3 separate regions of the Homo sapiens genome follow, and regions 1 and 3 are each linked to region 2. A link is an interaction called in ENCODE POLR2A ChIA-PET data of the cell type or tissue named here. Cell type or tissue: CD4-positive, alpha-beta T cell. All regions are shown on one strand. Region 1 overlaps TIAM1 (TIAM Rac1 associated GEF 1). Region 2 holds the start of TIAM1-AS1 (TIAM1 antisense RNA 1). Region 3 overlaps TIAM1 (TIAM Rac1 associated GEF 1).

Region 1 (8,000 bases), 400 kb before region 2:
TTTGAAACGTAGGATTCCAGGATTCTAAAATTCCAACTCTTCCAGTTACACAAACAGTTCTCCAAAGCAAGGGCTGCTGTAAAAACCCATGAGACCAGTAGTTTTCCAACTTGGCTGCTTATGAGAATCACTGGGGAGCTTTTCAACCTCCCGATGCCCATGCACACCAGAGATCAATTTCATCAGAATCTCTGGGGTGGGATATGCAGATATCAATATGTTTTAAAGCTCTCTGTGTAATTGCTCTAGAGGCTATGTAGTAGCACAAAATTTAATTCACTAATATTTGTTCCAAAGCACCACTCAATGAATGTTTGATGGAAATTTTCTTACTTTTTTTTTTTTTGAGACGGAGTCTCGCTCTGTCACCCAGGCTGGAGTGCAGTGGTGCGATCTCAGCTCACAGCAAGCTCCACCTTCCGGGTTCACGCCATTCTCCTGCCTCAGCCTCCCGAGCAGCTGGGACTACAGGCGCCCGCCACCACGCCCGGCTATTTTTTTGTATTTTTAGGAGAGACGGGATTTCAACATGTTGGCCAGGATGGTCTCAATCTGACCTTGTGATCCACCCGCCTTGGCCTCCCAAAGTGCTGGGATTACAGGCGTGAGCCACCGCGCCCGGCCCCGGAAATTTTCTTGAAGCTAGTGGCTGTCCTTCTCACGCTTCTCTCTCTGCTTCTATTGTCTAATTCAACTCTAGGCACAAAGCATTTCCAGTAAATACCGGTGCAAATAAAGAATAACTTCTTCTATCATCCACCTACCTAGCAAGAACATGAGAATACCCTCCCAAAAACAATCGTTGGTGCACAGAGCTAAAAGTCAAGGCTGCTGTTTTGTGTAGGTCAGAAAAGCTAAAATCAAGTGTATGCCATGGAGGAGTTTTAAACACAGAGGAAGGCAGCCAACACTGAAGAGCCTTTCCCTCATTAGCATATCCAAAAGGGAAGGAAGTCTGGAATAAAGATGAGGCAAGGACAGGGAAAATCAGAACCTAAGAAGGATGCATTAGCTGCAGTGGCATGACAGGACAGAGGAGAGCCAGGACCCACATCCACATAATTATTATTCTAATTCTCTTACAATTACCACAGCTTATTCATTGCTAGCACTAACCCTGGTCTTATATGCCAGAAGGTGTCAGTCACCTGTCAGTGGCACTATTCAATGTTTTCTGTGGAAATGCATGTTTCTGACACTGAGTAACCCCACAAACAATTTTCCCTTAGGTGACTGACTGGAAAAATTGACCAAAATGGGCTCAGCTCTATGGTATGTAAATTATATCTCAACAAGGCTGTTAGAAAAGAAAAACTGTGTTTTTCATCAAAGCTTGTTTCAGTAGAAATAAACTAAACAATTTTATTTAGTTAGCTAGAATTTCACTAACTCAAAATCATCATTAAATATACAGTCAAGTAGGGCTTTGTCTTAAAAATTACAAAGGAACAAATACATCCATTTTAGCAAAAAATCTTCATGTGTCTTTTAGATGATCCAGTGATAACTGTAATAGAAAACTCATTATAACACAGTCATAATGAGAAAGAAAGCAAACCCTTGCCAAAATGAAAATCCATGGACAGACAGTGATAACAGCTGACAACTAACTGTGCCCTGTCCCTGTCTTATCCCAAACTCTCCTTGGTTGCTTTGATTTGGTACCTGGCAAAGGCACCTAACACAACAAATGTATAATTGGCACCTCGCTTTATACCATCCTTTTCTAAAGCTTCCAACAGTAACCACAGCTGTCTGTTTTTCACAGAATTAATAGGAAAGCTACTGCTCATAGCAAATATATTCTTCACTGCAGTCTATTACAGTGAGTCCTCACTTAACATGGTTTATAGGTTCTTGGAAACTGACTTTAAGCTAAACGGCATAAAGAAACCATTTTTACTGTAGGCTAATTGATACAAACAAGTTAAGTTCCTACAGCACATTTCTGGTCAAAGAAAAAATCACCACGCTTCTAAATAAAGACCAAAAGACTTCTAATATTAAACACTGAAATAAATGTAAGCCAGATATCCATTTAAGTAAGATAAATAAAAACAAGTTAAGAGAACTATTTACCCAGCTTTTGGTGAACTGGTGAGTGACGGTGGTCATAGCGGTAGTGTGTTAAGTCAAGCAATAAATGTTTGCAAAGCAAAAATTGTTAAGGGGCACCTCCTACCATCATGCAGTTCAAAAACTAGCAAGAACAACTTTGGCAGGATCTCTGAATACTTTTGTACTGCATAGTTTCCTGCTATGCATTTGTATGATTGTATACTTTACAAGTTTTTATTTTATAATGATTTGTATTCACTTATTCACTCATTTTCCAACCCACTTATTCCAGCTCAGGATCATGGGTGACTGGAGCCTATCTTGACAGCTCAGGGTGCAAGGCAGAAACCAACCCTGAATAGAATGCCATTCCATCACAGGGTGCACACACATACACACTCACTCAGGGACCACTGAGACATGCCAATTCATCCCATGTGCGCGTTTTTGGGCTGTGAGAGCAAACCCGAGTACCCAGAGAAAACCCACGAAGACCTGGATTTAACATGCAAATTCCACGCAGACAGTGGTCCTGGCTAGAAATCAATTTTTTTCACATAAACGTTATGATGAAATGATGTTGAACAAAACGTTATCTGAGGAACTGCCACAGAGGCAGAGCACACCTTTTATCATTTAGGCAAACTGTGTGAAATCGTGATTCACGAAAGGCAAACATGGGGATCTGACACATATCAAAGGCAGGAAATTCCAAAAGACAAAGGAACCTAACACATTCCTTTGTGCTTCCAATTCACACCTCACTACCTCTGGGTTTTCATTCCATCTGTTCTACCATAAATACTTTGAGAATTCCATTTTTAAGAGTGTGAACAGGGTTTCTGACTTGGTCTATGTAAGTTTACCACGCCTGAGGTTTGGCATCCTTAGTTTGAAGCAGGCCTGTGGGGTGAGCTCAGGTTAGTAGGATGCAGGCTAGGGCTTCAGTCCTCTAAATTCAGCTGTCTCCTAGGCCCAACCTCACCCTCAGACAGCCAGAGATAAGTTCTGGCTTATATTAGGAAACACCTTTAGCATCTCAGGGGACAGCTAAAATTCCCTTGGGTCCTCTTTGGACATTTCACAGCCTTAAGTATCCCTTCCTTATTAGGTACGACCTAGGCCTAGGATAGACTTAGCTGAGTGGTCTCTCAAGTTGAGCAAGGGGCAAAGCAGTTTCCCCACCGGCAACCCTACTCAATGAATCAAGGCACCAACCCTCAGGTGTAGCACAAGGAACTGAGTCCAGATGGATGTAATCTCTTTACTGTCAACTGCACGTTATTTGAATAAAGAATAAAAAGGTACCATATGCATCATTACAAGTTATAATGCACATACATGTTGTTAAGCGGTGTTATATACAAGCCTCTTAAAATTTGCTTGGAAACAAATTAAAAGGATGTCATCAAGTTTGAAAATTCTGTTTTATTAAAATAACACCCCCCCAAATTTTTTTTGGAAGGAATTATGAAATGCAGGTTTTCTTTAGAATACCTCTAAGCTAGAGATTTTTCCATACTGTGGGGCTCAGCTTTTAAATCCCCCTCCCTCTTTACTGTGGCCAAACTTCTTTACATCAAAATCCATCAGGCCCTTCTCCACGCAGCTTAGCCATGATGTGGAATATAGGAGGAGTTGGGTTCAAGGCTTTGCCCCGCTCCACCACTGAGTGTTACAGATGGCATCCTAGTCATTCCCACACCAAGCGCTGTAGCCACAAGTGCCAAGAAAGGTCGCCTCAATGGGAGCTTCTCAACACGCTCCCAAAAGCCAAGTATCCTGGATGTGGGACAAGCAGCTTAGGACTCCAGCAAGGGGAAGGCAGACCAGGTTTCTCCAGTGGGGAAAGTAAAAACCTCTCCCCTACTTGAGGACTGTAATCAGTCACCCTGGAAACCAAAAAAGTACTTACAGGCATTTTGAGAGTTTAAAACTGTTAAAGGGTAGCAGAGCTTTTCCACTGTCAGGACTAAGAATTATCCAACCAACATACAGACAAGGAGAGGACAATGGCAAGAGGAAATGGGCCACTTTACTGAGACCAGCGTGATGCTCAATGTTTATAATGCTGCTTTCCTCCTGTGGAAGATGAAAAGAAAGTACAAAAAGAGGGGGTAGACTTTTAAGTACACACTATCAACTCAAGCCACCCAGCTGTTTAAGCTCTTCCTGTTATGCAACCACCAAAGGCAATTTCTAACTCTAGATGAGTTCACAGTTCTAAAACTGTTCTTTGAGTCTGACCGATTTAACACATCCCACAGATTTAAAAGGGGCCAGAGTGGCCTAAAATCTTATAGCCTTTACTTAAGCTTTTTTTGGGGACAATGCGCTCCATAATTTCAGAGACACTATGTACAATGGTAATCCCTACAGTTCTCGATCACCTTTTCAGTTTCCTCTTGAACAAACTTCAAAGAAGAAATATCCAAGAAGGAAGAAGGCTTATTTGAGCAAATCAGGTGTACGCACTGTAGAAGTTTAAGTTTGATTAAATGACACAACATCTAATAGTCGACAGACTGAGCTATTAATAATAAACTATTAAAAGGTTGAATCTGATTTTGCTAAATTATTTCTTGCCATTACCCCACTACACTTCCTCATTGGAGAGTGAATATTTACTGTAGGAATAGACCTGTTCAAATAGGTCAGTTGCTGTCAAACCAGTAACACGTCCCCTGAGCCAACCCTTCTATATCTATCTCCTTCTCAAGGAAGCAGAAATAAAGTCAAAAACACCTCAAGCCTTATAAAAGGAAACAAGTTGAACATCCTATTTCCAGACCTCCCTGCCGATCACTCGGACAGCCCGTTCTGAGGGGGGATGGGAGATTCTCACCATGCACGTAACACAAAACACAATCAAAATCTCAATAACCAAAACAAAGGCAAAAAATGCAACTGACCATTAATTAAACAAAAAAATGCAGATTACATCTTTCTGCCATTTAAGTATAAAAGAGTAGAAAAATGTAAAGATGCTAGGCAAATTCAACTCCATACCAACTCTGAACCTCCCCACGTCCCCCACCAAAAGCCACAATACAGACTTTATGAACAAGGGTATCCAGAGGGTAAAAGGACAGAATACGGGGAAATGGGAAAGGTGTAATCACTGTCATTCGGATTGAAAAACAACTGAGCTAGAAAGTCATAACACAATCAAACCTAGCAAGATAGGATTCAAACAGCAAAGGCGCTCACCAGATGAAGTGTTCGATACATAGAGTCACCGGACTTGTCATTGTTTTCAATCCTGGGCTTGCGCTTTATTTTCCACAGTGCAGACATCATCAGGAATGTATTCTCATGGTAATTAATTCTACCACCTGACGTGTTCAGCACGGAGACAGAAGTTTCTTAAAATATTCCCAGAGCACCAAACGCCTCCTAGCTCTGAAGAGAGCATCCTCTCATATGGACGTCCCATGCTGGTTTTCCCATGAAAATCTACGGCCACGTCTCAACGCAGCAAGGACAGCGACGGTGAGACCCCGGAGCTGCACTCGCTTCCCACCAGTGCCCTCTGGGAAGCTGTCAAAGGCTAAACTGTGGACCAGAACTCAGGCTTTGATTTCACCTGGCTAAACAACAAAAGTTCCAGAAAGGGAGAGCTGAAACTGGCAAGAAAACAAAGCACAAAATGCCTCCCCGGGATGTAAGCGTCTCTGCCCTGCAGCCTGAGATCAGCTGATTGGCCAGCATCCTGCACTGCTCAGGAATATTAAACCTGCCCGGCTCCGACAACTTTCAAGGTATTCCACACTGAGTCAAGAGCAGGCAACTAAGAAAAGTTGTGTGTGTGTGTGTGTGTGTGTGTGTGTGTGTGTGTGTGTGTTTAACAGTTGATAATTTCACATTTTTCCACTCATGCTTTGTTATAAAAGCAGACATTTCTGAGACAAAAACAATATGGATGAGAAAGAAAAAGTCATTCCTAATGGAAATGTCCTGAAAATTATTCTAATACATTTGCTAAATGGAAAACACAATCACAGCTGCCAGGCGGCCTGGAATGCATGACACATGACCGCACTGCCCTGAAGCTAATTAGCATTCATCTCCAGAAACAAGAGTTTTCAATGAGAAGCAGAGAAAAAAGTAGCCAGTGATGATGAGGCTTTTTGAGGTTGTCACCCACAGTCACAGGAGAGAGGAGGCGGCTCAGAAAGAGAAAGGCTGCTAGACTGTCCCTGCAGTGTGACATTCCCCTGCCCCTCCCCAGCGGCTGTGACATTCCAGTACCACCACGCTCAACAACAAGCATACAATTATTTACTTGCTCAACTCTAAAAGGCCACACATAGCAAAAACTGCTATTCAGTACAAGTGCAAAACATACAGAACTCCAACATGCTTTTTCTTTATGCTGACCGATATCATGTAAAACAGTCCATTTAGAAAGAAACCAAGAATATTACACAAAATCAACAGCTCTAACATATTCAGCTGGAATAAAAAGTGATTATTTGTTTCTGTTTATTTAGTTATTTACACATTTACATCTCTACACTCAGCCTCGTGCATTCAGACAAGGCTAAATCATGCTTCCGAGTTTAGACAGCTAACGATTGAAAAATTAATTTTCAGCTTATTCTCAAGAAAAGCTTCACACTTATATAGGAGACGCATCAAAAAATATTTAGCCTTGATCAAGAAACTTCAGGTGTTTTCTTGCTCTTACTTTAAATCATAAAAAGAGACACACAGAAACATTAAGCATTAGGAAAAAATTTAAGTGGTTTATGGCTGTATATATAAATGGCCTACAGCACCACTAATAAATTAATTCCTTCTTTTTATGAAACCCAGTATTTAAAACCAGATGTTAACAATCTGGACACAAGGTAGTTTTAACATAGCCACTAACAAGACAAGACCTGGAGCCAAACCAGGTTTGCATCCTGGTTTTGTCATCACAGAGCTGTGTGACCTTCAGCAAGTCGCTTAACCTCTCTGTTCCAGTGCCCTCATCTATAAAATAGGGCAGATAATAGTATCTCCCTCAAGAGTGTTGTGAGGCTAAGATGAGTTAATATGGAACAGTGCCTAATATATACAAGACCTTAAATAAGTATTACTTCTCATTTACTATTAATAACACACAGTAGAACCCAGCCACCAAGAACTGCTCATTTAAGCTTTTTGCGTTCAAATACCCTAAGTGAGAAATTTAATTGACCAAAGGTTATTTTAGCTAACTAATTTGAGTTGCATGACAAAATTTCAAATAGAGAAGATGAAGTCTGAATCAAAGCAAAACCAGGAAGTATTTCGGACACAGAATTACACAGTGCTCCCCACATCCAACCCAGCAGAATGAAATACGAACTTATGGTTTGAATGCAGTCTACTGCATGATCTTTAAAATATATTCAAATCATCACCCAAACTTCTTAATCTTTTTTTTTTTTTTTTTGAGATGGAGTCCCACACTGTCTCCCAGGCTGGAGTGCAGTGGCGCGATCTTGACTCACTGCAACCTCTGTCTCCCAGGTTCAAGCAATTCTCCTGCCTCAGCCTCCCGAGTAGCTTGTCAATAATTTTGAGAAAATTCTGTCCCTTTTTAGAAAGCCCACTAAGAATTTCTACAAGAAAATCTTTGAACAGCACCATCTATTTCTATATTTGACCCTTCATGTTCCAGATAAGTTCAAGAGCCTTGTTCTCTGGAAAAAGAACCACGGAGTCAGAGCGACACATGGGACCAGTCAGCAAAGCCCTGGAGCCTCTTCCGTCCTCTCCACTGCCAGAACCTCATATTATACAGGACTCTGTTTATGACCTCATGACTCACTATATTTAACATGGAAACGATCTCTCTCAAAATCCACAAGGAGATGAGAACACTGACCTATCAAAGTAAAGTAAAAATGACCTAATCATTTTGGATCCAATACTTTTTAAGTGTTCAGAAATAAATGTTTTAGATACAG
Region 2 (8,000 bases):
GCTCTTTCTTAACCACGAGCCTGAGTCCGTGGTGTTCAGCACTTTCATGAGAATCTGTAACCTGGCCCAGAGGAACAGAATTTTCTTCCTGGCTTCTCACTCCCACTCCTCTGCCCTCCTCAAGCAGACAGAAGCCCCCTCTCCCGGCACAGATTTCTAGGCAAGGCTTTGATGTGGTTCCCATGCTCTCACCTGCCTTCCTCATTTGGAAAAACCAGAGGCTTCTACTGCACATCTATGAAAGTGTTGTCTCACAAAACGTGTTTCTCCTTTAGACAGTATGATCCTTGCAGAAATCGCAGAAGTGTTAATACATGCACCTAGTAGGCCCTCAGCAAACTCTCCCAAGGAATTCCTGCTCAGGGCTCCAGGGTTTCAGTCGGCACACTAGAACTGCAGGAATCTGGGGGGAAGGAGACAGGCCCAACGCTGCTTTTCCTTTCTGGTTTAGAGGGGGAGGGGAGAAGAGAGGAGCAAGGAGAAAGAACTGCAAAGGGAAAGGAGAGGAAGTCTTTGTCCGGGCTCTTTGGACGAGCATTAGAGTGGAGTTAAATTGTCAGCTAATGAGATTTCCTAACCACGTGCTCCCTTTTAAGTCTAGGCCCCCAACTGATTTGATCCCCACACAACAGCAGGGGGGAAAGAGGCCTTCAGCATCCCTAAGGGCGCGAGAATTCCCAGAACAAGTACAAGAAGGATGAGAATCATTTCTGAGAGTTCAACTTTAAATAGGTTATCATATTTATTAATTGACATCTAGCAACAATGCTACTGGCCGCGTTCCACATCAACAGCCGAATAGGGGTTCACGGGAGTCAGATTCCACTCGGGGTAACTGAGGCAGGCCCAGGGGAACGGAAGAGACAGAGCGCAATCCTGAGGGCTTCTCCAACCACTGGACAGCCTACAAGTCGAGTTTATGTTTGTTTGTTTGCCTGTTTTGGCTGGCAAAGGCCCCTGGGGCCTACATTCAAAGAATGTGTTGTTGGACCCAATAATTTATTCCAACAGGCAAAAGGGTGTTAAAACAGGAAGTTTTTTTTTTTCAATAAAATCTTTGTCGTTAAGCCTGAGATCATCTGATCTGATTATGGACTGTTATTATTTTGTGTTGTTTATTTCTATATGAAACTGATTTCTCTTTTTGCCTAAAGAAAAGTAGCAGTGCAGAGCTAGTGGAGGAAAAACAACTCAAAACACATTCACAACATTTTGAAGATATTCAATGAAATTGATTCTCTTCTACCTTCCCTGCTTAGTCAACAGCCTCTTCCTTAAGTTTTATTTCTCCTCTATTCAAAGATAATTACTTAGCAACGTCGGTGTTTACCACGCAAAGGCATCCACCCTCCCTAGCCCAGCTTTTTACCTTGAGATACAAAAAAGCATATGCTGGAAACCAACAATTTACCAAACTTCTTCAGCTACAAGGCATAGCTTAAATTTCATCTCTCCTAGAAAGTGTTCCCTCCTAACCTCCAGACATCTCTTTGTTCAAACCTCCCTCCTTCCTGGACTTAATCACTTTCCACAGCAGTCCTTGGTTCACTGGCAACTGCTTTCCACCTGGAAGGGTTTTTCCTTCTCCAAACCCAGGTCTGGGTCCCAGCAGAATCTTGAAGAAGAAAGAAGAAACAACTAAAACCTAATGGAAATTCAAACACATTTTTAAAAGGGCTGCAAGCGATTAGATAAATCTAATTAAACCTAAGGCCAAGTAAAACAAGTCCTGTTTGAAGCTGAGAACAGCAGTCCTTCATGCCTTTTATAATAAAAAGAAATTGGGGCTGGGGGAGTGAAGAACGCAGAAAAGGAAAGCGACAAGGGGCCATCCTCTATTACAGATTTCCTCTAACACAGAATCAACAGGACTCTAATATTTCATACGTGGCTGTCACTGTGCTTTGAGGTTAATCTATATGGTCGTTTAAGCCCCGCCCCCCTAGAGGTTATTCCTTATCCCCACTTTACAGATGCGCAAACTGAGACACAGGAAGATAGAATAGCTCGGCCGGGATCACCCAGCTTGTGAGTGACACCGAGCAGGTACTGGAACCCGGGTTTGTTTGACCTCAGCGCACAGGCTCTAAACCTCTGCTCCAACTCAAAGTATGCGCCAAGTCAGCGTGCATGGGTAACCCGATCCGGACGGCTCTGACTCGGGATGCGGCACAGCTGCCCTGCGGGGCCGCGCGGGTGTCACCGAGGCGGGCACAGACTGCACAGTGTCCCCAAGGGCTCGCGCACGTCCTTCAAGACCTGCCAGCGCGCGGGAAAAGGCAGGCTCCGAGTCAACCAGGGCTGACCCGGGGGCAAGACCAGGAGACGCGACGACTGGAACCGGGTGAGTGTGGCCGAGTCGGCGCCCCGAGGGCCGCCAGCCTGGACCCCAGGCTGGGACACGGGCGCCCCCGGGTGCAGGGGACCTAGAGGCGCCGTGCGCGGCGGGGGCTGGGCGCGAAGGCGCCGAGACGGCATCTTTCCCCTGCAGCATCCCGCCCCGCGGCCGGGGGGAGGGGGCGTCACCTGACAGCGCGCAACAACTTCTCCAGGTTTCGAGGGGGCAAGCGGCAGCCGCCGGGGCTGGGGGGCGCACGGCGCGCTGCTCTCGCCCAATGGCGAGGTCTGTAAACAAAAGCGGGCCCCACGCGGGTCCCCAGCCGGGTGGCGAGGGGCGCGGCGCAGCAGCATCGCAGCGGCAGAGCTGGTGAGAGGGCGAGGCGGGGACGGGATAGGGCGCGGGGACCCAGGGCACAGTCCCCGGGACCCGACCGCCCGGATGAGGCATTGTCTGCGCACCCGCAGGATTCCGCTTTTAATGCCCCCCTCCGGGGGTTCGTCGCGGGTCCCCAGCTCCGTGCGCCGGCCCCCGGGCTTTCCGCCCGGTGAGCCCGGCCCCGAGGGCGGCACGGATCGCCAAGGTGAGCGCCCAGGACGCGTCGCCGAAAAGCCAGGCCCGGAGGTGCCTAAGTCAGGGACCGAGACGCAAACATAGACACAAGGATGCACAAGCACGCCCTCCCCGAAGTTGACAAAAATCAGCCGATAAAATACAAAGTGCCGCGGCCGCCGCAGGTCAGCGCTGACCTCCTGCTGCCGAGAGGACCGAATGCCGACGTCCGGACGCTGTCATTTCCATCCAGCGAAGGCACCTGGGCTGCACGGTCTCGTCTCCCTCCTTCGCGCGAGGGATGCCTCCTCCTGCCTCTCCTCCCCGCATCTCCCCACCTCCCAAGTGTGTGAACACGAAAACAATACGTGGAAAGCCCGATCGGGGGGAGCTAGGACCCGCCGGGAGCCCCAGTGTGCGGGAGACGGGGGTCAGAACGTGCCCGGCACGGGCACCGAGGCTCCGGGCATCCTCGCCGCCGTCTCCCGGGGCGGCTCCGGCCGGACGCCCGCGCACCCCAGGCCCGCGGTACTCACCCGCGACGGTCGTCCGGGATCTCCGCGACGGGGCCGGGCACGATGCGGGGCAGCCGTGCCCCTGGGGCTGCGGGCGCCAAGGCGTCCGCGGAGCTGCAGAGCTGCGCGCCCGACGGCGGCGGCGCTGCTCTGCCGGCCGCGCTCGAACCCGCTCGTGGTCTGCCAATCGGAGCTGTCAGGGCCCCTCCGCCTGCGGCCTCGGGGGCCGGGCCGCGGGAGCCCGTGGGAAACCGAGCTCCGATTGGGCCGCCTGACAATCGCTCCGCCTCCGGCCAGCCAATCCGAGGCGGTGGATGCAGGAGCGGGGCGTTCGGAGTTGGGCTGTAGAGCGACTATGGGCGCACGCCGGGTATCCGCGCCGCAGCCAGGCTCGGAGCGCGCGGCTGGAGGGGCGCGGGCGGCGCGCGCTCCAGAGATGCCTTCCTGCGAGGCTCCGTCAGCGCGGCCCGGGGAGATCGCCCGCAGGCAGCGGAGGCGCGGCGGGCCGGGGGACGACCAGGGAGCCCCTAACAAAGCAGCTTTGGGAGGGCCGGAGGCCTCTGCCTCCCTCGGCGATAGGTCCGCGAAGCTGCCTGTCATCTCGCATAGGTGGAGGTGGCCAATGGCGTGCACAGACGGAGCTCTAGTTGGCGCGCGCGCGCGGCTCGGCATCGGTGGGATTGGTCGGAGGTAAAGGATTTTCCTGCCACCTAAGGCGGAGAGGAAGGGGGATCGAAACGGGGGAGGCGAAGAGTCAAAAAATGTTGTGCCTGGGACAAGTGGTCTGGCGCGGGAGGCGTGTGCCTGGCTCTAGGGGGAGACAGGAACTTTTTTACGAGAGAAAAAAATCCTAACGCAATCCCTTCCCGTGGATGCTAGAGGATGTTAGACCCTGAGCAGCCTCCAGGTAGGGCATGGTGGCCTTCACCAGAGTCCAGGACTCCCAGGGTTCACTTACCGTGCCCAGCAAGCGAACTTGGAATAACAGCGTGGGGTTTGGGCCTTACGCTTACCTGCTGGGCAGAGTAAGTGACTCGGGCAGGGTTCACGCAGACCTCCTGGGCTCCTCTGTAAAATCCGGAAACTACAGTTGCAGTTTACCTCTCGCAAGGTTGTGGAGAACGCGGAAACGGAGACGCTGGCGGTACAGCCTCGAGCGAAACCTTTCCCTACACGAGGCCGGAGCTTCCTCCTCTCCTGAAGAGCTCTAGACTTCCCCATTTACAACAAAGGCTGGGATGTATGTTCCTTACACCTTGATTCCATACACACGTGTTCGCCCCGGGAGCTGGGAAGGTCTGCGCTCCCGGGGTGATCTTGTTGAAAACAAAAAGAATTGCCCACGCTGTGGAAGATAAACCTAAACCGGAAAATTGAAAGTCATCCCTGATTCCTCCTTCTTCTTAACCCTCTCCCATCCATTTTTGTTAACCTCCCAAACCCATTCCTCCCATCCTGTCTCACCTGGACCTCAGTAAAGGGCTCCCATCGTCCTTCTGTCCCAGGCCTTGCCCCCTGAAATCTGTTCTCCACTTTGCAGAATGATCCTTCTAAGCAGAAAAATCTCATTTTGCGCTCCCAACTCTGGGTCTCTTTTCTTTCCCCAGAACACGTCAACCCCCAGCCCCTCCCTTCACTTCACTAATTCCTACCCTTCTTCAGATCCCAGCTTGGCCGCCAAGGCATCCATGCAGTAGGCATTGCTGAACTACTGCTCTTACAGACCCCGGGAAGCCTCCTGTACCCTGTCAAGGTTAGATGCCACATTTCCACTTCCAGTGCTTCCACCCCCTGTGCTCCCCTCACAGGCCTGTATGACACGGGGCTGAAGTTGCCTGTTGCACTGCAGCCTTCCATGGAAGCCGGAATCTTATCTATCTTCCCTGCTGGATCCCAGTCCTAGCACAGTGTTTGGCACATTTGGGGCACTGAAAAAACATGGAATCCATGAATTATAGAGGAGCTATAATTATAGGCAAGAGCTTTAAGGATTTGAAGTGCTTCTAAAACATCAGTTTGAGAAGAATGGGTAGCATGGTAGCTCTTGAACGGATGCGTCCACCAGGTTCCATGATCAGTATTACAGGGAGGTTTTTGAGTCAAGTTTGAGAGATTTTCCAAAGACACCCCTTCCAAAACCAGCCTCGTTTCAGCCAACAGCTTGGAATGGAGAATAATTCCCTTGAGAAGCTTTTCATCCCAGGACAAAGAGCCATTTCTTTACCTGTTACAAGCCACCATCTAGGGGAAATACATATATTTGAAAATGAGTAGAGGGTTTTTCCCTAAGGAAGTTTAGAAGTACATCTGGCCATCCTTAAAAGAACAGACCCTGGAGTGAGGCTGCCTAATTTCAGGCCCGGTTCCTTTCTAGCTGTTACCTAGGGCAAGTTACTTCAGGCCTCCGTGCCTCGGTTTCCCCATTTATATAAATGAGATAACAATAGTGCTTCATACCACATACAGTTGGTACGAGGATGAATGAGTTAATATTAACAATGTGCTGGCCAGGCGCGGTGGCTCACTCCTGTAATCCTAGCACTTTGGGAGGCCAAGATGGGCAGATTGCCTGAGCTCAGGAGTTTGAGACCAGCCTGGGCAACACGGTGAAACCCCGTCTCTACTAAAAATACAAAAAATTAGCCGGGCATGGCGGTGTACTCCTGTGGTCCCAGCTACTCAGGAGGCTGAGGGCAGGAGAATTGCTTGAACCCAGAAGGCAGTGGTTGCAGTAAGCCGAGATTGCGCCACTGCACTCCAGCCTGGGCAACAGAACGAGACTCCGTCTCCAAAAAAAAAATAAATAAAAAACAACAATTTAAAAAAAAAATGTGTTTAGAAGAGTACCTGGCACATAGTAGCATTTAATAATGTTTACTGAATAAATAAACAGCTTCCACTGGACATGTGTGTGATGGGTAGGGAGTCCTCATGAGTGAGTGGCGGGTTACTAGAGGCTTCCCTGAAGGTGAGTAATGGGATCTCTCTTCCCTGCCTCATCTGAGGGCTGCTGCCTTAGGGTCTCCTGTTAAGGAGGTGACATTATTGTAAGGAGAACCTCAGATGAATCATCACAGCAGCCATCTGATTGCCTTGTGCCTAAGACGTCTGAAAAGCACTTTGAGATGCAGAATCCTGGCGGTAGGTTGGCTGGGTTGAATCTCAGCTCTACCACCTACCAGCTCTGTAGCCTTGAGAAGGTTACTTAATCTTTCTTAAGCCTCAGTTTATTGATCTCTGAAATAAGGGTAGTAACACCTAACCCGTAAGGATACGGAGACAGTTAAAAAGAGGTCACGCGTAGCATATGGTACAAACTCATCAAAGTTGGTGATCGGGTTCAGCTAAGTTAGTGAAAAACAGGATAATAACATTCCATTAAATGGTTGAAAAACCTGGATGAGGCCGGGTGTGGTGGCTCACCCCTGTAATCTCAGCACTTTTTGAGGCCAAGGCATGTGGATCACTTGAGGCCAGGAGTTAGAGATAAGCCTGGCCAACATGGTGAAATCCCTTCTCTACTAAAAATACAAAAATTAGCCAGGCGTGATGGTGCATACCTGTAATCCCAGCTACTCGGGAGGCTGGAGGCAGCAGATGCAGTGAGCCGAGATCCAGCCACGGCACTCCAACCTGGGCAACAGAGTGAGACTGTCTCAAAAAAAAAAAAAAGAAAGAAAGAAAAACCTGGATGAGACAATGCAGGAGAAATACTCACTGCCCATAGGGGAGATAGATACATAGGGAACCACTGTTTGGGCCCTTTCTCTCATTCACTTTCTCCCTGAACCCCACTTACTTCAACATGTCAGTACTTTGGCTCTCAGAATCTGCTCACAGCTGACTGTGGGAGGCTTTGTTCCCACAATCATGGTGCTGGGTTCTGCCACTGAAGTTGACAGAATTAAGCCAATCCAGCCTTTGGGTACCTTTATTTTTATTGTATTTATTTATTTATTTATTTATTTTTTGAGACGGAGTCTTACCCTGTCGCCCAGGCTGGAGTGCAATGGCACAATCTCAGCTCACCACAACCTCCACCTCCCGAGTTCAAGCAATTCTCCTGCCTCAGCCTCCCGAGTAGCTGGTATTACAGGCGCGTGCCACCAGGCCTGGCTAATTTTTTGTATCTTTAGTAGAGACGGGGTTTCACCATGTTGGCCAGGCTGGTCTCGAACTCCTGACCTTGTGATCTGCCCACCTTGGCCTCCCAGAGTGCTGGGATTACAGGTGTGAGCCACCGCACCTGGCCTGGGTATCTTTCTTGACCTCGCAAACCTAAAAAGCTACTGCAGGCTTCAGTGCTGTTTCTTGTCTCCGCCCTACACGGTACATCGCTACTTCACACTGGCAAAGAGAATGGGGCATTTTGATTAAAATACAGACAAATGCCATCTGGCCGAGTATTCTGACATCTTATCTCCTGAGGGCACTGTTGACATCTAAAGAGAACATGGAATTGGCATTAAAGGAAAAAATGGGGTGGTCAAAGGCAGAATCAAGGTTTAGGGCAGGAGAATGAGCACAAGTTACATTTCTAGTACATGACCCTAGCTGCAACTAAGAGTCAACATTTTCTTCCCCACTGGTTATTG
Region 3 (8,000 bases), 430 kb before region 2:
AAAGGAACAATTCACTGCAGACATTCAGGCCATACATTGTGAAGTCTCACTTTTATCCAGTGGTTCAGAACCCTGGTCACAAACCCTCACTGTGGTTGCATGATTTAACCCTAACCAGAATCTATCTGCAAAAAATTGTACAAACTTTCCAAACTAAAATAAAAACCTAGAAATTCCACGTTGTGATTCTCAAATCCACTAGAGTGGATTTCATAATGAAAGACATCTTGACTAGCCTTTATAACTCAACTAAAATAAGCTTTTATCTTGATGGTTTTAAACTTGACTTGAATGAAAAATAGAGAGTGAGAATGGAATGTCGTATTACAAAGATGGCTTTGTCTTCAAAATTTGAAGTTTTTATGTGTTTACTCCTCAACGCAGGCGAAATTCCTGGCTTAGAAGCTGTCAGTTTGCTACAGAAATAAACTTTCCCATTTGTAAACCTGGCATGAGGAAACAAAGGAACTAGATAATTCATAACCTACGATTCTAAGTAAGACTTTAGTATTTAAGTGCTCAAACCTCAAAATGCTATGTATTGCTGCCCTAGACTCACAACTTACAGGTGCCTGCAAATTCATATATAAATCAATTTTGCAAATCACATCATAAGTAAAAGGGCATCCGGCAAATCTCTACTGGAAGCTTAGAGAGAAACCTTCTAAAACAAATAATCATTCCAAATATATTTGCCCTACATGGTTTTTGCATTTGAGTTTTCCTACTGTAAGGCAGAAAAACTGTGAAGGAAGAGATGCCTCATTTAATTTGGAAGAGTAACTCAAAGTGTGCAAAATATGGCAAGAGGGTTCTCCTCATGACGTTGGACTAGGGTGGGTTGGTTTTCTGAGGATCAGATCCAGTTTTACTGCTTATGACAAGTGGAAACAAGGAGGCTAAAAAACAGAAATTGGATAGTAGGAACTTGTAGATGCCAAAAGCATAAAATAGAAATTCTCTTGATCATGCACCTGCAGGTCTCTACCACCAAGGCTTTTCTTTACCAAAGCTGCACCTGCTGTCCAAGTGGGACAGGGAACAGATGTGGCTAAAGAGTTTCCATTTGACTCTCCAGAGATGCTCATTCCAGGATGTGCCTGGGAGAGCCACACAGTCCATTCCTCCTCTTGAGAACTTGGCTTCAAATTAGGCCCAGGATGGGGAGCTTCTGGGTCACAGAAATATCACTTTTCTTAGTCAGTACCCCTGCTACTCATGTGTTTCAAGCATCGTCTAATTATATTATGAAGTATACTTATAGCTACCCAACAACTCACTTCACTGCTATGTGGATCACAGAAAAAGAATCAACATTTCAGGTTGGGCATGGCAGCTCACGTCTGTAATCCCAACACTTTGGGAGGCCAAGGCGGGAGGCTTGCTTGAGCCCAGGAGTTCAAGCCTAGCCTGGGCAAAATAGCAAAACCCTATTTCTACAAAATATTTAAAAAATTAGCTGGTTGTGCTGGCACATGCCTGTAGTCCCAGGTACTTGGAAAAGATAGCTTGAGCCTAGAAATTTGAGGCTACAGTGAGCTATGATAGCACCACTGCTCTCCAGCCTGAGCAATGGAATGAGACCCCATCTTTAAAAAAATTAAAATCAATGTAAAAAAGAATCAACATTTTAAAAGCCTTCACACTAACAGCAAAGATAAAGATTTGTAATACTTTAGGGAAAAAACATGTGTAGTCAATGCTTTTTAGTGCTTTTGGTGGTATTTTTGGATCTCTCAGTTGAAAGGCAAGTGAGTAGTTTATGTGGGCTTTGTTTGCTCAGTCTCAAGGATTCTTTCAAGAAGCACAGGCTCACTGTACTCAGGTGGTAGTCACTATAGTATTAATCTATAGAATAGAATAACTAGAATCTTTTCCAGGAATTTTGAAGACATTACACATCCATTCACTCAGTTCATTCATTCACTTGGTTCATTCATTCATTCATTCAATATTTAATCAATGGCTGGGTAAATAAGAGGCAATAGAGAGACCGAGAGACAAGAGAGTTAAGCATAGGGAAAAAAAAAAAAAAAAGACGGTAGAAGAGTTAGACCAAGAGTGTGGATTCAAACAAATAATTCCTACACACATCAGAAATATGTGTGTGAAATACCCAGCACAGGTGAGAGTTTACCTGCACTCGCCAAAGCTCGAACCTGCAGCGCTTCCGTGGGGATCATGTGTCGAAATCTGAAGGGGTCCCAGTCCTCATAAATGGAAAGCCTGTGAGATCCTACCTGCAGAGGAGAAGGAACCAGCTGCATAAGAAGAATCTAACCTGCCCCGGACCAGTTCCCTGCATTTTCTAAACCAGCGACAGACTCTCACGCAGTAACTCTAGGCGTGCCCAAAGGATCTTCACCCCCATGAGCTCCTGTCCATCCAGCAGGAAGTGAGAGGCTGCGTGATAAATACGTTGAGGGGAGGGTGTGCAAAGAAGTTTGCTAAGCAAATGCAGTGAAGAGAGACACACAGAGAAGAGGAGAAAAAGGATCCCAAAAGAAGAACAGGGGCAACAGAGAAGGGGAAAAGTAGCGTTAGGAAGGTTCTGGGCCATGGCAGACCCAATCACCAATTGAGTCCAGTTGGTTCCAATTCACAAAAATGAGACCAATTCATGTTTGTGCTCTAAACATAAGCCTGCCTGAAAAGATGGCAGGATGAGTGATCTCAAGCATCCTTAGCAATGCTTAAGAAAGAAAAAAGATCATAAAAAGGCTCATACTGACAAAATGGTAGAATTATGCAGGCATAACTGATAAGCAGATAGAGAAATAGTTTCAAACCATGGGGTAACATAAGATGTCTTACAAGTTTCTTCTTCTGTTTGGAACCATCTTTATACACAAGGACCACAGCAGTTTTGAAGACTGGAAAAAATAAAATAAAGACAGTTATGGTATGTCATGTGTAGGGTTTTCCCCTTGACATCACCAACTTGTGGTAATAAACACTACAGTTATGAAGAGGACGTTGAGATCCCAGTTAACTGACTCCCACCCACCTTCCATTCATTCATCACATCTGTGAAAATCAAAAGCCTATTGAGACACAAGTTTCCAGGTTCAAAATAAACATAGAAAGCCTACATAAATGGAATTAACCTATGGCCCAAAAAACTTTTGCGTAAAATATGTTAGGTATGATACAATTTCAAGGTTAAAACTTCAGCTGATACATATTCAACAAAAATGTACTAATTCAGTAGATGGAGGAATAATATAAACGTCTTTCACAATAACAATGCAATTGCTGAAGATGATTTACATTTATGCAAATTAAGGTAATAGTGCACATAGACAGTGATAATTTAGGAAATATAACTCATCTTTTGACCTAAAGAAACAAAAATGAGTTTATGAAATAGAATTCAACTGTATGTCTTCCAGAATGACTGAATCAGGTAAGCTCTCTAGGAGTGGTAAACATGTAGTTTCATTCTTATATTCTTTCGGGGGTGGGGAGATACAATGGAGTTATGCATAATCTTCCAGAGAATTTGTTAAGCAATGCCAAGCACATTTAACCTGCAGTGATTCTGATTCTTCCTAGAAGGGTAAGTAGAGTTGGCACCCAGAAGGAATAGAAGGGTGACTGACTCCTGCCTGTCCTTTGTTCTCTGTGTCAGCGTCTCTGCTATGGTCCAAATGTTTGTGTTTCCCCAAAATTCATACCTTGAAACTAATCACCCTTGTGATGGTTTCAGGAGGTGGGCCTTTGAGAAGTGATCAGGCCCTGAGGACTCTGTCCTCATGAATGGGATGAGTGTCCTTATAAGAGACTTGAGAGAGATGCCTTGACCCTTTCGCCATATGAAGCCACAGCTAGGAAGTAGGAGAAAGCAGGATCTTGGACTTCCAGCCTCCACAACTGTGAGAAATAAATCTCTGTTGTTTGGAAGCTGGCCACTTTATGGTATTTTGTTATAGCAGCCCAAATGGACTAAGATAGTCTCCATTATCCCTTCATACTGACCCCAAGGAATAGCCCAGTCACACAGCGGCTGAAGGAGGCACAGCCTTGTACACCAGACACAGAATTACAAAAGGAACAAACATTCAGAGAATTCTCAGGGATGGGCCACCAGGCTCACAGGCCCTTTGGAGGCCAACTGGAAGTATCTGGTTCAATTTCTATCCTACGGAGGGCAGGTCGGTCTTGTCTCCTCTTTGTGTAAGATCATGCTAATCTCCACTGCAGGGAAATAAGCGCTGAGATGCAAAGAAACTGACTCCAGCCACTCGGTCTAGACTGCCCATAGCCCTTCACACCTCACAGCATCTGACCCCTCAAGGTTCCCAGAGCACAGACTGGCAGGTTCCCCACAAAGGTTCACACTGACCCGAGGAGGCCACACCAGCTCTTCACAGCAGCTGAGCACAAGCAACCTGAGAAGGCCTTTTATTCCCACTATGAAGCCTTCAGAAATCAGAGAGGCTGGGACAGCTAGGTCCTCTTAGAAATGAAAGAGCTCTACCCCAATGACTCTAATCTCAGAAGCGCCACCATGCCACTGGGACCACAGCTCAATGCTATGATTCCCTCGATTTCCCTCAATCTTAACCATTGTGGATCACAGCAGGAGGGCCAGAAAGTGAGCTTCAGCCTGGCACCGGGACCTCAGCCTCTCCCTTAAACTTTCCCTAATCCTCGGAGCTAGTGTTACTCAAGTGACTCCACAGTGTTGCCCGATCCCTTCAGACATGGCCTTGATGATCTCCAAAACTCATGCTACCTTTGCCAGCCTAAAGCATCCACTCTGTGCCCCAAAACGTGAATGTCAAATACCCTTCAAGGCAGAAGGCTATTTCTATTTTTGTTTGTTTCTGTTTAAGGCAACAATCACCAACATTTGGTACACATGAGCCATCCTGTGAAACATCAAGGCGCTTCGTTGGCAGCAAGTCAACTTCGGTTTCAGAAGAAAGCTGCACTATTTCCTGAGGTTAGAGGTTTAAACCAAAACAAGACAACCACATTTTAACCCCAAATCTGCCGACTGAGGGTAACCATGATCCTTCCTTCACAGCACCTCTTCCTTATTTCAACTCCTTGCTCAGCCTTTCTGCTAGTTCTGCCTTGCTACTTGAAATCACACCCAAACCATCAAACTTGTCTCTTTAACGGCTGGGAATCCACAGAAGCTCATCATGACTACAGCCTTTGTTCATAATCCCAATTTTAATCCTTCCCCTTCTCTTTCCTATTACTCTGGAGAGGATTCTGAATAATGATAAACACGTCTTGTACCTCAGAGCCTTCAGTTTTTCTCTTATGAACTACAGCCCCTATTGAGTTTGCTGACAGTGTGATGCCCATGAAGCTGGAGTATGCAGTCTCCATTTACACCAGGGACAGGTGCTGTGGGCCCGCCTTCCTGGAGACAGCACCCACACCGACTTCTCATAAACAGCCCAGGAGGCAGGGAACAGAGTAATGTAGAGTCCACTATCGGAGCCTGTGCAGAAAGTGGTACCTAAATCCCCAACCTCAAAACCAGCATTTTCCTGAATCACTTACACCATGGGTTGGCAAACAAGGGCCCTCAGGCCAGACCCAGGCCTGCTGCCACCTGTGTGGTGCAGCTGCTGATCCAGCCATCTCATTCATTTACATGTTATCTAGGGCTGCTTCTGGCTCCAGTGGCAAAGCATGTGGCCTCTTGGCCCAAAGCCTAAAATGTACTATGTAGCCTTTAACAGAAAAGAGGGTCGGGCGCGGTGGCTCATACCTGTAATCCCAGCACTTTGGGAGGCCGAGGCGGGCAGATTACAAGGTCAAGAGATTGAGACCATCTTGGCCAACATGGTGAAACTCCATCTCTACTAAAAACACAAAAATTAGCTGGGCGTGGTGGTGCGTGCCTGTAGTCCCAGCTACTCGGGAGACTGAGACAGGACAATCGCTTGAACCTGGGAGGCAGAGGTTGCAGTGAGCCGAGAACGCACCATTGCACTCCAGCCTGGCAACACAGCGAGACTCCATCCCCCCAGAAAAACCAAAAAAACAAAACAAAACGAAACAGAAAAGAGTTTGCCAACCCATTTTCTCCTACTTAAATTATTTTCTTATTCTAAATCTCTTGATTTCTAACTACAGTGAATCTGTAAAACTGAGGGCAAAGCCATGAAAAATCTAAATGTTGACCTCTATGACTGCTAGTCTGTAGTCCCACATCACTGTGTGGGTCATTTACATCAATATCCTGCATCCCATGAATGACCCATTAAGCAGCATCCAGGAGATCCCAGACTCCTCCAAGAAGAAATCACTATAGAAGAAACACAAGTGGTGATGTTGAAAAGAAAGCAAATACTACTTCCCCCCTCCCCCAAAACACCTACCCCATCAAAAACTAACAACTTGTTAAAATACCCCCAATATTCCTTTGAATGGCCTATTTAGTCACATGCTTTCTCTGCACTTACATTTGTTTTGTTTTGTTTTTTTGAGACAGAGTCTTGCTCTGTCACCCAGGCTGGAGTCCAGTGGAACGATCTCAGCTCACTACAACCTCTGCCTCCAGGGTTCAAGCGATTCTCCTGCCTTAGCCTCCCAAGTAGCTGGGATTACAGGCACCTGCCACCACATCCAGCTAATTTTTGTATTTTTAGTAAGGACGGGGTTTCACCATATTAGCCAGGCTAGTCTTGAACTCCTGACCTCAAGTGATCCGTCCACCTTGGCCTCCCAAAGTGCTGGGATTACAGGTGTGAGCCACCACACCTGGCCTCCTTTGTTATTTTTAATGAAATGACCTCAACAGCTACAGGGGCTCTTTGGAAATTTTGGGAATATTAGTAACTTTTCAATGAAGGCTAAGTCATTGAAATACAAAGTCCAATGGATCTTTGCATTAAATACTTTGATTTTAAAATCACTAGGACATTCCATTTGGGGATACTTTGTTCACATCATGGAGGAAAAAAAAAAGTTTAGTTAAGAAGGAGAAAGCAACCTCCGTTCCCAGCAAGCCCACAAAAATAATATAAGGCAAGAGAATAAGGCAGATTTCCATTATATTATGTTCCTACCCATGAGTCTTTTAGCAAGAGGCTAGGACAAAACGCAACCTAAAACAAAAGCATGGAGTGTTGATAGTTTTATATTCATGAACAACACAGCAATATGCCAATAAGCATTTACATTGCAACAACAAGCTATGTTTCCTAAATTATATGCTAACCCATGTTTTTTCTCTCTCTCAAAAAGCATATTACAATACAATCACATGAGATCTCTAATTGCAGCAACTGCATCCATCTAAACTGGTTTATTAAAAAATAAGTCATTCGCAAACATCTCTAATTTCACTAGTATTGAGTGGCAATGCGATTGGGATGCACCTCACAGCTGATCCAGGCACTCCAGAGTTGCCACAACAGCTCAGCTGAGAACCAGCATCCTAAATCCTGGCCTTAAGACCAAACAGCAACAAAGTCAGGAAGCAAATAAAAGATCTAGGACTGGGGGGTCTCAGAAACAGAGGCCATTTTGTCTTGATTTTTCACTTTATTTTTCCTTGGTTTATAATTAACCCATTATTTTGAAAAGACACGCAGAGCAGCAGCCAAAAAAAAAAAAATTCTTTTCCTGCCTCTGTGTTTATGTCTGGGATAGACTTGGGCACAGCCATTTCCGCCCACCCATGTGGCTGAGTGACCACATAGGGCAATTTAACTCGAAGGTTTCATTTAGTGTTTGTGAGATGTTGGTGGCTACGGCAGGAAGACCGATTCAAGTAACTGCAATTAACTTTATTTTTAATCAATTGGGTCTTGAAAAAGAAATGTTCTTGTTTTGAAAACTAAGCTAGACTTTTCCCCCTCCATAAAACGCTTTTCTGATACACACCGAATGCTGCCAACTCTGGTTCCTTTTTCCACTTGCCCAGCGAGGCCGGCGGGTTCAGCCAGATCACGGTAGTGTGCAAAAGCAGGTCTCCCATGCTCAGATCTGCAACCTGAAAGCCAGAGACGTGACAAAGCTTACTGGGT

What was found. ChIA-PET counts read pairs that join two places held together with the same protein. Peaks named below come from ENCODE experiments on the same cell type or tissue, not always from the same donor. Only the 100,000 strongest peaks of a DNase experiment are listed, where the experiment ranks them.
Region 1: POLR2A ChIA-PET joins it to region 2 with 12 read pairs; 7 of 35 experiments call an interaction of 5 or more read pairs at or near these places.
Region 3: POLR2A ChIA-PET joins it to region 2 with 28 read pairs; 4 of 35 experiments call an interaction of 5 or more read pairs at or near these places.

Annotation. Positions count from the first base shown.
Region 1 is chr21:31,155,177-31,163,176 of GRCh38, forward strand. All of the region lies in intron 16 of TIAM1 (TIAM Rac1 associated GEF 1), which reads right to left. Among named protein-coding and RNA genes, the nearest start is that of KRTAP19-8, 120 kb to the left of the region's middle. RefSeq lists an enhancer at 3,498-4,027. In CD4-positive, alpha-beta T cell, no CTCF peak of the experiment used is centred here; DNase peaks (open chromatin) are centred at 4,215 and 6,207; H3K4me3 peaks cover 1,892 bases; H3K27ac peaks cover 3,415 bases.
Region 2 is chr21:31,555,501-31,563,500 of GRCh38, forward strand. TIAM1-AS1 (TIAM1 antisense RNA 1) reads left to right here and starts at 3,733. Exons shown (of 2, transcript NR_171013.1): 1 at 3,733-4,095; 2 at 4,517-4,987. It also overlaps a transcript of TIAM1 not described here. RefSeq lists enhancers at 1,733-2,546, 3,360-4,172 and a silencer at 3,452-4,081. In CD4-positive, alpha-beta T cell, no CTCF peak of the experiment used is centred here; DNase peaks (open chromatin) are centred at 2,611, 3,251, 3,671, 3,991 and 2 weaker places; H3K4me3 peaks cover 2,627 bases; H3K27me3 peaks cover 1,011 bases.
Region 3 is chr21:31,128,076-31,136,075 of GRCh38, forward strand. It overlaps TIAM1 (TIAM Rac1 associated GEF 1), which reads right to left. Exons shown (of 28, transcript NM_001353694.2): 23 at 7,858-7,966; 24 at 2,815-2,873; 25 at 2,138-2,240. Among named protein-coding and RNA genes, the nearest start is that of KRTAP19-8, 94 kb to the left of the region's middle. RefSeq lists an enhancer at 5,019-5,068. In CD4-positive, alpha-beta T cell, no CTCF peak of the experiment used is centred here; a DNase peak (open chromatin) is centred at 4,956; H3K4me3 peaks cover 1,445 bases; H3K27ac peaks cover 400 bases.